2 separate regions of the Homo sapiens genome follow, and region 1 is linked to region 2. A link is a contact called in ENCODE Hi-C data. All regions are on one chromosome and are shown on one strand. The core of a region is the stretch at or near the end of the contact, and the rest is flanking DNA. Distances in the headings are between cores, read along the strand shown.

The links. Hi-C counts contacts between places; a loop is a spot of excess contacts on that map.
Region 1: a map with no recorded cell type shows a loop between it and region 2 (2.0-fold over the local background). The contact joins the promoter of C1QTNF3 here to the promoter of C1QTNF3-AMACR in region 2. A Hi-C loop is called at or near these places in 1 of 37 single-sample maps with no recorded cell type.

The regions. Positions count from the first base shown.
Region 1 is chr5:34,040,297-34,046,838 of GRCh38, forward strand. It overlaps C1QTNF3 (C1q and TNF related 3), which reads right to left and starts at 2,917. Exons shown (of 6, transcript NM_181435.6): 1 at 2,527-2,917. The coding sequence starts at 2,829. All of the region lies in intron 1 of C1QTNF3-AMACR (C1QTNF3-AMACR readthrough (NMD candidate)), which reads right to left.
Region 2 is chr5:34,123,117-34,129,295 of GRCh38, forward strand. C1QTNF3-AMACR (C1QTNF3-AMACR readthrough (NMD candidate)) reads right to left here and starts at 1,412. Exons shown (of 9, transcript NR_037951.1): 1 at 1,302-1,412. It also overlaps a transcript of C1QTNF3 not described here.

The DNA of each region.
Region 1 (6,542 bases), core at 1,667-4,166, 81 kb before region 2:
AGATGGAGGCCTAGGGGTAGGGATGCAGAACTGAGCTCTACTACTAGTAAGTGACTTCTAGGAAGGAGAGTCATAGCTCCTTTTTTTAAACCTCCTGCCCCAAAAAAAGGGAAAAGAAAGAAGAGGAAGGGAAGTGGGAGGAGGGAGAAATGGGTATCCGGGAGAAGGAGGGGAGATTGACAAAGGTGAATGAAAAAGAGGCTACAGAGAAGAAAATACCAGGAAAAAAGAGCCCAGGTCTGCCCACCCCAGATCTCTGGCCATTGTACTCCACCATGAACCCACAGCTGGAGCATCTTTCCAGACCATATATCTGATTACCTCACTGTCCTGCTATGAACAAACAAAACCTAGCTAGCAAAGCAAAATCTAAGCTCCTAAACCAGCTAGCAGAATCCTTCTTGGCACTAAAGTCGTGTAATGTCCCGTCGTCCCCCCAACCCCCACCCCTGCATCCCCAACCCAGGAGCTTCAGCCACAGCCAACTCCTCACAGGCTTTCCAGTCTCTGTTGCAGCACTTTTTTTTTTTTAATTTGCTGTGGATAGTCATTCTTTTAATACCATCTTTTAAGATCCAGCTCAAAAACTATCAGTACTTTGACACTTTTGCCCAATTGCCTTTCATGTACTGACTTTATTTAACACATGGCATTTAATTAAACTTAATTTAATTAACAAAAATTTATCTCTACTACAGCCCTTCAGGATGGTTTGGACATGGGAGCTCAGGCATATTTATCTTTATATATCCCTGGCCCCCCTTTTAAAGTTTGGTACAAAGTAGAAGCACAAGAAATACACGGGAACTGAATGAATAAGAGGAAAATTGAATTACGATCAAAGAAGAGGGACAGGGGAAGTAGGGAAAGAAGGAAGAACATAGCACAATCCTAAATGCAAACTGTGGTTTCCATAGCCGTTGGTAGAGGAGTTGTAGTGAAAACTTCCAGAATGTCAGTAACTCTAAATATCCTCAATATCTCCTGTTGGTGGTTTGTTTGAAAATACTTCAGGAACCTAGAAGGTAGAGTGAAGGAGAAATGTGATTTGAATTTCAGTGGCCTGCTGGGTGTTGGTTGTCAGGACATAATGACCAAAGACAACCTTTAACTTCCTTCTGCTTCCTCTGGGGGAATCACACTGTCATGGCCAGGAAAGATACCATCTGTTGGCCAAGAAGGATACCATGTGTGAAATGGAAAGTCCAGATCAAGTCTTGGACACAAGTGAAAATATCTTCACCACAAAACAAAAACAAACAAAAACCCACACACAAATTAGTGCTAATCATTACCCTTTAGCCAAAAGATTATCAGATGAATAGACAATCTCTAAAAGTGGTTTTCAAAAGATAGGATCATATTTAGAGATTATCATTTCTTCCGTGGCTCCTTAAAGAAGCAATTTTCTCTGGATGCATCCCCCACAGAATGGTTTGGGCAACTGCCTTGTGTGGTCAAGTTAGAAGTTCTGGGTTAGTTTCAAATCTGCAATTGATTCTGTGTGTGATCTTGGTCTGACCATATAACCAAACAACCAACCCAAACTTCTGAATCCATGGTAGGAAGGATTTAGATTTCAATTACAAGAAATTCTTCAGGTCCTATTTAATGCATTAAAGTAATCAAATCTTGTAGTAAAAACCTGTATGTTCAAATATCATATAACTCAAAGTAACTCTTCTTGCCCCCTCTGACAGTTTTCAGCATACTAGATGTCTAGAGGGTAATTCAAAATATGTCTCTTCCTGTACTTAATATTTTAAATTACATTGAGTTTCACCAATTTGCAATTCACTATACTGAAATCTTAACTCACTCTCATACTACCAAGAGTTAAAGATATTTCCTTAGAGCTGAATTTATAACCTGAGAAATAGATCAAGTCCTCTGTGATTATCAGGCATCAAATCATGCTATAAGGTATGCATTTCAAACAGTTTATTTTTTATTTAACTCTTTAATTCTTTTTAAAACAGGCTGAACAGAGAGGCTTAACAATCTAGAATGCTATAAATCAAATAAACAAGACTGCCATGAAATGTCACAGTATACTCACAAATCAAAGTAAAAAAACTTTGATTGCTTTTGACAAACTCAAAGGGCAGCTTCTCCCTGCCGGAAGGGATGAAGAAAGCCCAATTCTCTTAAGAACAACAAATGATTGTCTACAGTGACCGATCTGTCTGCATGGGTCAGCACTCCTTTCCGGACCAACAGAGCAAGAAGGAAATCAAGTCCCAGCATAGCAGGAAGCTGGCTGGCCAGGTTCCCCTTTCTGATGGGGTGATGCTACGGCCACTATCCCATCACATCATTGCTGCCTCTGCTGATTTTCTAACAGAGACCGACAGTCTCTCTTGTACCCAAGAGCAATCCAGAAAGAGATTCACAAGCAGCTTAGCGAACTTCTCGAAAGCATTCATTGATTCTAAGAATCTTAGCCAAAAAAAGAACAACAACAAAACAACAACAACAACACTCATTAAGCTTTCACAAAAATCCTTAGAAGAGAATTCTGAGTACCTGGCCCCAGAATGTGGTGATCTGGGCTAGGTCATCTACCTCGGGGTGCGGTAGCTCATCTGGTCTCAGGGATTTTAGGTCTGTAGAAGTGTTATTATCCACAGTCCCAGTTTTAGGATGGCTCCGCTCTCTCACTTTCTCCCTCCTGGAGCCGCTACGGCCAGTCTGCTGGTGGCTTTGCACTATTCTTGCCACCACTTTATTAGTTCTTCCGCTCACCTCCATGTATTCATCTTGACACAGGCAAAAAGGGAGGAAAAACAAAGCCAGCAGTTGCCAATAGATGAGCTGCCTCCAAAGCATGATTCTCAACAGAGCCTCAGAGTCTCCCTGAGAAGACAGCAGAGCTCCAGGAGCGTGGTCTCCTCGGGCAGATGCCAGGACTGGAGCTGAGAGCTGCAGCGGCGGAGTGGTTTTATACTTTGGTGTGTAATAAATAAGGCTGTAGGCATGCCAGAGTGACAGCAGCCCTCCTCCCCAGGCAGAACAGCCCCCATTCATCATTTTCCCACACCACAAGCAAGAACGATTTGTGTGCACAGTTCCCAGTTGGCGAAATTCATAAATGTCACACCTTGGCACGTTTCTGTTGAAGTGTGAAGAAAACATACACAACCAGCTGGGAACAGAGAGCATGTGTCCAGCAGTTTGCTTTTGTGATTAGACATGGAAAGGCTGTGTATTTGCAGTCTAAAAAGCCTTTTGGAAAAATCTACCCTTGTGCTTGCCAGGAAATTCAGGCTTAACTGCATCAGTTTTGTCTGAAATAGCAGTGGGAACCCATTCAGGGCTTTCACGACAGCTCTTGGTTTCTAGCTGTACTGTTAGTATTTCCCCACTTTGGCCCACTTAAGGTAACTCATTTCCCCTTCCGGATACCAGTGGCAGAAGGCAGTTGGTTGCCTACAAAACACTGAGCAGGATTCAGGTGCAGTGTCTCTGGGTTTAGCAAAGGTATTTCGCCACCCTCAGCTTTACTTCTTTTCCCCATGACTTCCCAAAAGCCAAAATTAAATCAAAGTTAACTAAGTCACTTATTGTCAGATGAAGATACAACACCCTGCTTTGTGTTAAGAGAAGGCTGTCTCTGGCTCCTCTTTCTTTTGACATATTCTTGATTAAAATAGAAACGGGGCCGGGCACAGTGGCTCATGCCTGTAATCCCAGCACCTTGAGAGCCCAAGACAGGTAGATCCCTTGAGCCCAGAAATTCGAGGCCAGCCTGGGCAACTTAGTGAGACCCTGTCTCTACTTAAAAAATAAATAAATAACAAAACTGAAGAAGTGGAAAGCACCAAACACGTTATTTCAAACACAGCGTATCCAGATTAAGAGGATTCTCATGTCTTTGCTTTAGTTGCTATACTTTTATTAATTCAGCCAAAAAGAAAATGGACATTCCTAATTGCTTCAGGATAATAAATTAAGAGAATTTAAACAGTTTTGTCATCAAAAATTGCTTCTATTTACATATGATTTTATTTATATTACTCATTCACTCGCTTAAGAAAATGTTACTGGCCTTCTCTCATGAAAACTGGAGAGACCCAGGACCGTAAATAGCATGGGTGGCAAGCGTCTGATGAGAAGGGGGCGAGGAGGCACTGTGGGAAACTGAGGCTTGGAGAAGCTCAGCCTGCTGATGAAGAGTCAGAGCAGCTGGGGAAAGGGGAGAGGAGAGAGAGCTGTTGACAGCTGCCCCCATTGCTCAGCCAAGGGCCTGAGAACCAAGAGCCATCTCTGGAAGTGGCCAGAACTGTCAAAACTAGCCTGGCCCCTCCTGCAGCTACCAGAACAGCCGCTTCCAGAGTCCACACTTATACATGGAAAGGGTTTGGTGCTGGGGACGGAGGGAGAGAGTTACTCTGTGAACTAAAAGCTCTCCAGGCCACAGTTCAGGGGCCTTGGGAGTCATGTTCAGTCCAAGCAGTCAGTTCCCACCTAGTAGGGCATAAAAATTCAGCCATCTCTGTGCTACAAGTCTACCCTTGAGCATCTAAACCTTCCTCACTGGAGGATTCCTTGAGTTCTGTCATGTCCACCATTAAAAGGTAGATGTCCCTGGGAAGGGAAGTGTGTCAAACTGTTATTCTTAGTAACTGAGGATTTTCTTCCCAGACCTGGAGCTGGAGCTGGGGAAAGGATGGCGCCTGTGTTTGGAGGGTGAGCAAGTGGATGGGCTTTTGCTGTGGGAAGGAAAGCCCAGAGCAGTGTCTCAGTGGGGGTGTTCCCTCCTCAGGGAGGCCCAGAGAAAATGTCACAGGGAGACCACAAAGCAAGCAGTGGCTCTGAAATCTAGGTCACCCAATTCACAGGTTTTCCAAGAGCTGTCTCTGGCTCTCACCATCATGCATCCCCCACGAAGTGGGCCATACTGCTAAGTAACTATAAATCAGCCTCTGACTTTCTACCGCATTGAGACTTTCCATTCGTGTTTTCAATCCTGTCATCTATTCTAGTGGTTCTCAACCCTGGCTGCATATTAAACCAAGGAGCTTCTAAAAATATTAATGCCTGGACTCTATCCCAGACCAATTGAGTCAGAATCTGTACTGGGGCCTGGGCAGTTTTTAAAAGCTTCCCTCAGATGATTCTAAGGTGCATCCAGGGTTAGGAATCACTGATCCATCCTCTCATTGACTCAAAAGGAATAAATAATAATATCCATAATTTGTTAAGCACTTACCATGTGCTAGCCAAGTACTACTTTGCTTTATCTCACTGACTTCTGTTGGCAAACCTATGATCCCATCTTATAGATGAGGTGATAGAAGCTTGCAGAGGTAAAGTGACTTGTCTTGTGTTATGCAGCTGGAAAGAACTGGACTCCATCTGTCTTTCCAGAGTGAGTTCTCCTGCCTTGCTATAGAGAAAGATCTACAGAGAAGGATTCTGCAAAGAAGGATCTCTCCTTCTCTCTGCCATTGGCCCATTATTGATCTCTCCCAAGAAATCAATAATGGGTCAATGGCAGAGAGAAGAAGGTCAGTCTGAGAGCTGCCAGGGAGCCTGCCTTCAAGAATTGGGGTCAGAAAGTATTATGGGTTGGATTATGTACCCCCAAAAGAAACTTAAGTCCTAATCCCTAGTACCTGCAAATATGACCTATTTAAAAATAGGGATTGTTAAAGTAAATGAAAATAGACACCAGGCCTGAAGAATCCCTTAGCAGACAAAGCCAATTAGGTTTCATAAGTGGCCTTAACCTTGCTTGGTTTGCAAACATAGGCAAAACTTAACTTCAGCAACTTTTTGTAAATGCCTATATTAAAGAAAAACACAATGTAAGTTAAATGACTCAGAAGCTTTCCAATGGGAGAGACCAAATAAGGCAATTGTACAACTGTAACCAATCAACTATTTTATTTGCTTTATATCTGTGTTTGTCCTGTAGAAGCCTCCCCACCCCTTGTGCTCCCTTGGTAGAGCTCCTGAACCTCTTCTGGTTTAGACTCATGCCTGAGTCATGAATTGCTGTTTGCTCAAACTCTTTAAAACTGTATTGTGCCTCAGTTTACTTTTGAATAGGTCTTTAAAGGTGATCAACTTAAGATGAGGTCATTAGGGTGGGCCCTGACCCAAAATGACTGTGTCTTTATAAAAAGGGAGAACTTAGACACAGAGGCAGACATGCACACAGGAGAACACTATGTGAAAATGAAAGCAGGGATGAGGGTAATGCATTTACAAGCCAAGGAATACCAAAGATTGCCAGCAGACCACCAGAAGGTAGGTGAGAAGCGTGGAACAGATGATTCTCTCACAACCCTTAGGGGGAACCAACCCTGCTAACACCTTGATCTCAGACGTTGAGACTCCAAAACTGTGACACAATAAATTTCACTGTTTAAGTCATCTCATTTGTAGCATTTTGCTATGTCAGTCTTAGCAAACAAATAGGGAGAACATGTATGAAAACTTTTCAAAACAACAACAAAAACACTCCAGACCCAGTAGAGGTCTGGAGTCTACACATGTACTATCTTGTACACGCAGAGATGACAGTCTGAAAAGAT
Region 2 (6,179 bases), core at 162-2,661:
AGGTCCAGGCAGAGAACCCACAGGGATGGGCCCACCTCAGAGAACTGCCATGGGGACAGGCTATCACAGAGAGCACCAACTAAGGTAATGCCAGCAGAGCCATGGGGGCAAGGCTGCCTCCATGAACCCAGATTTCAGCACTGGAGAGCTGCAGCCCTTACAATTTGATATATTTTGCCCTGTTGGTGTTGGACTTGATCTGGGCCTGTGTGTATATGAATGCACATACATACATGCATGCATCCATATCTACATCTACATAAACATATATACATATAAATAATATCAGATTTTCAGCAAACATGAGGTGTGTGTATTTTAGTTCCTTGCATGTCATCTCAGAAATTGAGGTCACAGGAATAGATTAAAACAGGCTCTTTTTTGTCTTCAATATTTTATTCTCAGAAAAATCTTTCTTAACTACTCTACACCCTGATCTATATTCTCTTCATGTTGTCAATGATTATGTTGTACTCCCAATTTCCAGGACAGCAGAACAGATATGCTTTTTTTTTTTCTTTGTGCTTTAAATGCTACAAATGAAAATTACTGGTTTAAGACACAGTTTAATTTGTAATCACATTTGGCTTTGCCAAATTAATGAGTATATTCTAATTGATAAATGCTGCAATTTTTTTCATACTAAACACTTGTCTCCTTCTATCCACGATTTTATTTCTAAAATGTTATGTTTTAAAGCAAAGCTTCAAACAATAGGTGTTTGTGTATGAGTGGTATACGTATGCGAGTGTATGTGTTTAATTTTTTTCCAAAGGAAAAATTAAGTGTTCTTAATTTTGTGCTTGAAATACAGAAATACATTTTTTTTGCACACAGATGTCTACTTCTAAAACTGATAAGCCCATGTGTCTTTTTTCTAACCTAAATCAGCTTATAATATCGTTGATCATACCACATTGCTAAAGGTCAAAGCACTTTTTAACAGATGTATAGGTACTTTAATGTCAAGTCAGAAAGAAACATGCTCCCTTATTATAAAATATTTACTAACAGATAAAATATAACACCCACACAGATACTGAAATGTTGTTCTAATGATTAGCCGTCCTTTTATTAATTAGTTTATTTTTGAAGCCCTTTGTATAAAGATGGCTAGATCCCTGGAAAGCTGGTAAACTTTTTAGATTTATTTTTATCTATAATCACATCCAAAAACATTGCCAGATGTATTAGGCTGTTGTTGCACTGCTATAAAGAAATACCTGAGACTAGGTAACTTATAAGAAGAGATATTTAATTGGCTCACGGTTCTGCAGGCTGTGTAGGAAGCATAGTGATACCTGCTTCTGGAGAGGCCTCAGGGAGCTCTTAGTCATGGCAGAAAGTGAGGCAGGACCAGGCCCGTCACGATGAGACCAGGAGCAAGAGAGATGGGAGGAGGCACTACTCACCTGTAAACAATGAGATCTTGTGAGAATTCACTCACTATCACAAGAACAGCACTAAGGGGATGGTATTCATGAGGGATCCACCCCCATGATCCAATCACCTCCCATCACACTCCACCTCCAACATTGGGGATTACAGTTCAACATGAGATTTGGGTGAGGTCACATATCCAAATTATATCACCAGATTAGGATTTTTGTTTTGTCTTAAGCAGTCTTTATATTCAAGGACAAGTGAGGAAGACTTCCTCAAATAGTTTTTGTTTTAAGTAATCTGACCTATTTTGGGGAAAGAAATGAGAAGTTCTTCTACAAAAGTGATTGATTCTCCACTAAATTGTTATAGTTTCATGATTCCTAAAAATGGGTTTATGCTATAGAGATTTGATATCTCCTATACGCCACTCTCAGGTTGGCCCTCTCCATTACAAGGCAAGGAAGGGGAGGAAATGGACTCAAATCTCTCAGCCTCACCTCTATCCTTTCTGACTCCAAGAGGTGATGGAGAGAGGAAAGAAAGGAAAGAGAAGGCAAGCATGACAAAACTTCTCTACCTTTGAGTCATTTTTAAAGCCACAAAAGGTGGAATTCAGCTATCTTCATCAGCAAAATGAGATGGGTGATGAGTGGGTTGGCCAGATGACAAATTGCTAAGCATCACTCTCACTAAATGTTGTATACGTAACCTCCACAGCTCCAGCAAGCTCTCAGGAATATAACCCAAGGGTCCATGCATATAAGCTAAGGAAATTTTATAATATTTCTCCATTTACTTCTCATATCTTCAACAATAAGTTATATGAGGTACCTGCCAAAAGCAGAGGTAACTTCTATTTTTTAGTATTTTAAAATAATTAACAAAGTATACATTTTATAAAACTAAGAGATCAAACATTGAATTATTACAATGCTTATCTATTTCCTATTCAAAAAATTGCATCATATTGTATCTTAACACACTGAGTTTCACATTTTTCTGGGGAAATTTTCTTATGTAGAGTTGTGAGGAGTTTCAGAACCTCACTGTTGGAGGGCAAGTGACCACTGGTTTTGCATGTGACCTACTGTGTTCTGCAAAAGTACAGCACATTGTCTGCACATTTCTAAACATTCATGAATCAAAACGAAGGAACAGTGATTACATCCTTTTATATATTTTTAAAAGGTTTCACGTCTATTAATGACATGAAATATTCAACAGAAAAATTTAAAAATTATTTCACACGAGAGATATATGCATTTCATATTTCTTATATTGTAATAAATAAAATAGGTTTTGTTGAAAATGGTAAACACAATATTTGTTGTGACTTTCTTGACTTTAATAGTCAATACTAAATTTATTTAGCTTTTATTATAGGCTTTTTCCACAAAAAGAGGAAAGAATTATTATGTGACTATTTGAGTGTCAAGGGGCTTGCTTCAGGTGTATAAGAGGGAATTGTCTAAGTTTAATTTCTCTTTAATTTTTCTGAAAATATTTCACACAGGATCAAGAACATCTTGATAAAGAAAAGATAGTGTTCTTTTGCAAATGCAAATAACAACATAAAAATCATCTCCCTTGTCAGCGAGAAATGTTCTACTCAGACAGAAAGTAAATGTTTGCCTATAATATCTCATACTTAGAAATGGATTGGATATACATACATCAAATTTACATTCTATAAATTATCCACATGAAGTCCTAATATTTACCTCCATTATGCATTGCTGGAGTAATAGGAAGTACACACAGCCAAAGTTATGTTTATTGAAACCTCTTTTGTTACTTCTGCAATCTACCTTATCAAGAAGAGTCTTGCATAAGAACCTTGGTGGCAATAGCTCTGAAGTGATCATCTGATCCAAATATATATTTACTGCATTAAATACATTTTATTTAACTCAGAAAATTAAAAATATACAAAATGCAGATTACAAGTATTAGGGAGGATGTGGAGAAAAGGGAAAGCTTGTATTTTGTGTGTGAAACTGTAAAATAGTACAACCACTACAGAAAACTGCATGGAGGTTCCTTAAGAAGCTAAAAATTAAATTACCATATGATCCAGCAATCTGATTTCTGAGTGTATGTCTAAAATACATGAAATCAGCATGATGAAGAGATATCTGCACTTCAGATATTGAAGTATCATTCATAACAGCCAAGTTACGGAATCAACCAAGTGTCCATCAGAGATGAATGAATAAAGAAAAGGTGGTATATATATACAATGGAATATTATTCAGCATTAAGAGAGGGAAATTCTGTCATCTGCAACAAAATGAATAAACCTGGAAGACCAATATGCTTTGGCCCTGTGTCCCCATGCAAATCTCATCTAGAATTGTAATCCCCACATTTCAGGGGTGGAGCCTGATGGGAGGTGATTGAATCATGGGGGCGGACATCCCCCTGGCTGTTAGCATGATAGTGATAGAGTTCTCATGAGATCTGATTATTTGAATGTGTGTGGCACTTCCCGTTTTGTGCTCTCTCCTGTCACTATGTACCTTGCTTTCTCTTTGCCTTCCGCCATGATTGTAACCTTCCTGAGTCCTCTACAGCCATGAACTATGAGTCAATTAAAACTTTTTTTTATAAGTTACCCAGTCTCAGGTAGTTCTTCATAGCAATGTGAAAATGGACTAATACAGAAAGCTGGTACCGGGAAAGTGTGGCACTGCTACAAAGATACCTGAAAATGTGGAAGTGACTTTGGAACTGGGTAACGGGCAGAGGTTGGGAGAGTTTGGAGGGCTCAGAAGAAGACGGGAAGATATGGGAAAGTTTGGAACTTCCTAGAGACTTGTTGAATAGTTTTGATCAAAATGTCGATAGTGATATGGACAATAAAGTCCCGGCTGAGGTAGTCTCAGATAGAGATGAGGAACTTATTGTGAACTATAGTAAAGGTCACTCTTTCTATGCTTTAGCAAAGAGACTGGTGACATTTTGCCCCTCTCCTAGAGATCTGTTAAGCTTTGAACTTGAGAGAGAGAAGTTAGGGCATCTGGCAGAAGAAATTTGTAAGCAGAAAGGCATTCAAGATTTGACCTGGTGGTTTCTTTTTCTTTTCCTTTTTTTTTTTTTTTTTGAGACGGAGTCTCGCTCTGTCACCCAGACTGGAGTGCAGTGGTGTGATTTTGGCTCACTGCAACCTCTAGCTCCCAGGTTCAAGCGATTCTCCTGCCTCAGCCTCTCAAGTAGCTGGGATTACAGGCATGCACCACCACGCCCTGACCTGGCAGTTTCTAAAAGTGTACAGTCACATGCATTCACAAAGAGATGGTTTGAAATTGGAATTTATGTTTAAAAGGAAAGAAGACATTAAAAGTTTGGAAAATTTGCAACTTGACCATGTGGTTAAAAAAATAAAAACCCATTTTCTGGGGAGAAATTCAGGCTGGCTGCATAAATTTGCATAAATCAAGAGGATCCTGATGTTAATCTCCAAGAAAATGAGGAAAAAGTCCTCAGGGCATTTCAGAGATCTTCACGGCTGCAACTCCCATCACAGTCCTAAAGGCCTAGAAGGGAAAAATTTTTTCTTGGGTTGGGCCCAGGTCCTCGGTCCTCTGTGCAGCCTTGGGACGTGAAGACCTGTGTCCCAGCAGCTCCAGCTCCAGCCATGGCTCATGCCACTGCTTCAGAGGGTGCAAGCCCCAAGCCTTGGCAACTTCCACATACTGCTGGGCCTGCAGGTGTGCAGAAGACAAGAATTGAGGTTTAGGAACCTCCACCTAGATTTCAGATAATATATGGAAGTGCCTGGATATCCAGGCAGAAGTGTGCTGCAGGAATGGAGCTGTCGTGGAAACCTCTATGAGGGCAGTGCACAGGAGAAATGTGGGGTTGGAGCCCTCACACAGAGTTCCCACTGGGGCACTGCCTAGTGGAGCTGTGAGAAGAGGGCCACAGTCCTATAGAACCCAGAATGATAAATTCACCGATAGCTCGCCCTGGCTGCCTGGAAAAGCTGTCGGCACTCAATGCCAAGCCCTGAAAGCAATCAAAGGGGCTGTATCTTGCAGAGACACAAGAGTAGAATTGCCTAAGGCCTTGAGAGCCCACTTGTTGCATCAGCATTCCCTGGATGTGAGACATGGAGTCAAAGGAGATTATTTCAGAGCTTTGAGACTTAATGACTGTCCTGCTGGGTTTTGGATTTGGATGGGGCCCATAGCCCCTTTGTTTTGACCAATTTCTCCCTTTTGGAACAGGAGTTATCTACCCAATGCCTGTAACCCCATTGTAACTAATCTGTTTTTGATTTTACAGGCTCATAGGCGGAAGGGACTTGTTTGTCTCAGAAAGACTTTGGACTGGACTTTTGGTTTAATGCTGGAATGAGTTAAGACTTTGGGGAACTCTTGGGAAGGCATGATTGGCTTTGAAAAGTGAGAAGAACATGATATTTTAAAGGGGCCAGGGGCAGAACAATATGGTTTGGCTCTGTGTCCCTGCCCAAATCTTATCTCAAATTGTAATTCTAACATGTTGGGGGAGGGGCCTGGTGGGAGGTAATTGAATCATGGGGGCACACTTCCCCTTTTCTGTTCTTGTGATAGTGAGTGAGTTCTCATAAGATCTGGTGGCACTTCCCCCTTCACACTCTTTCTCTCCTGCCACCATATAAGATGGCTTGCTTCCCCTTTGTCTTTTGCCATGATTGTACATTTCCTGAGGCCTCTCCAGCCTCAGGAACTGTGTGTCAATTAAACCTCTTTTCTTTACAAATTACCCAGTCTCAGGTAGTTCTTTACAGCAGTGTGTAAAAGGACTAA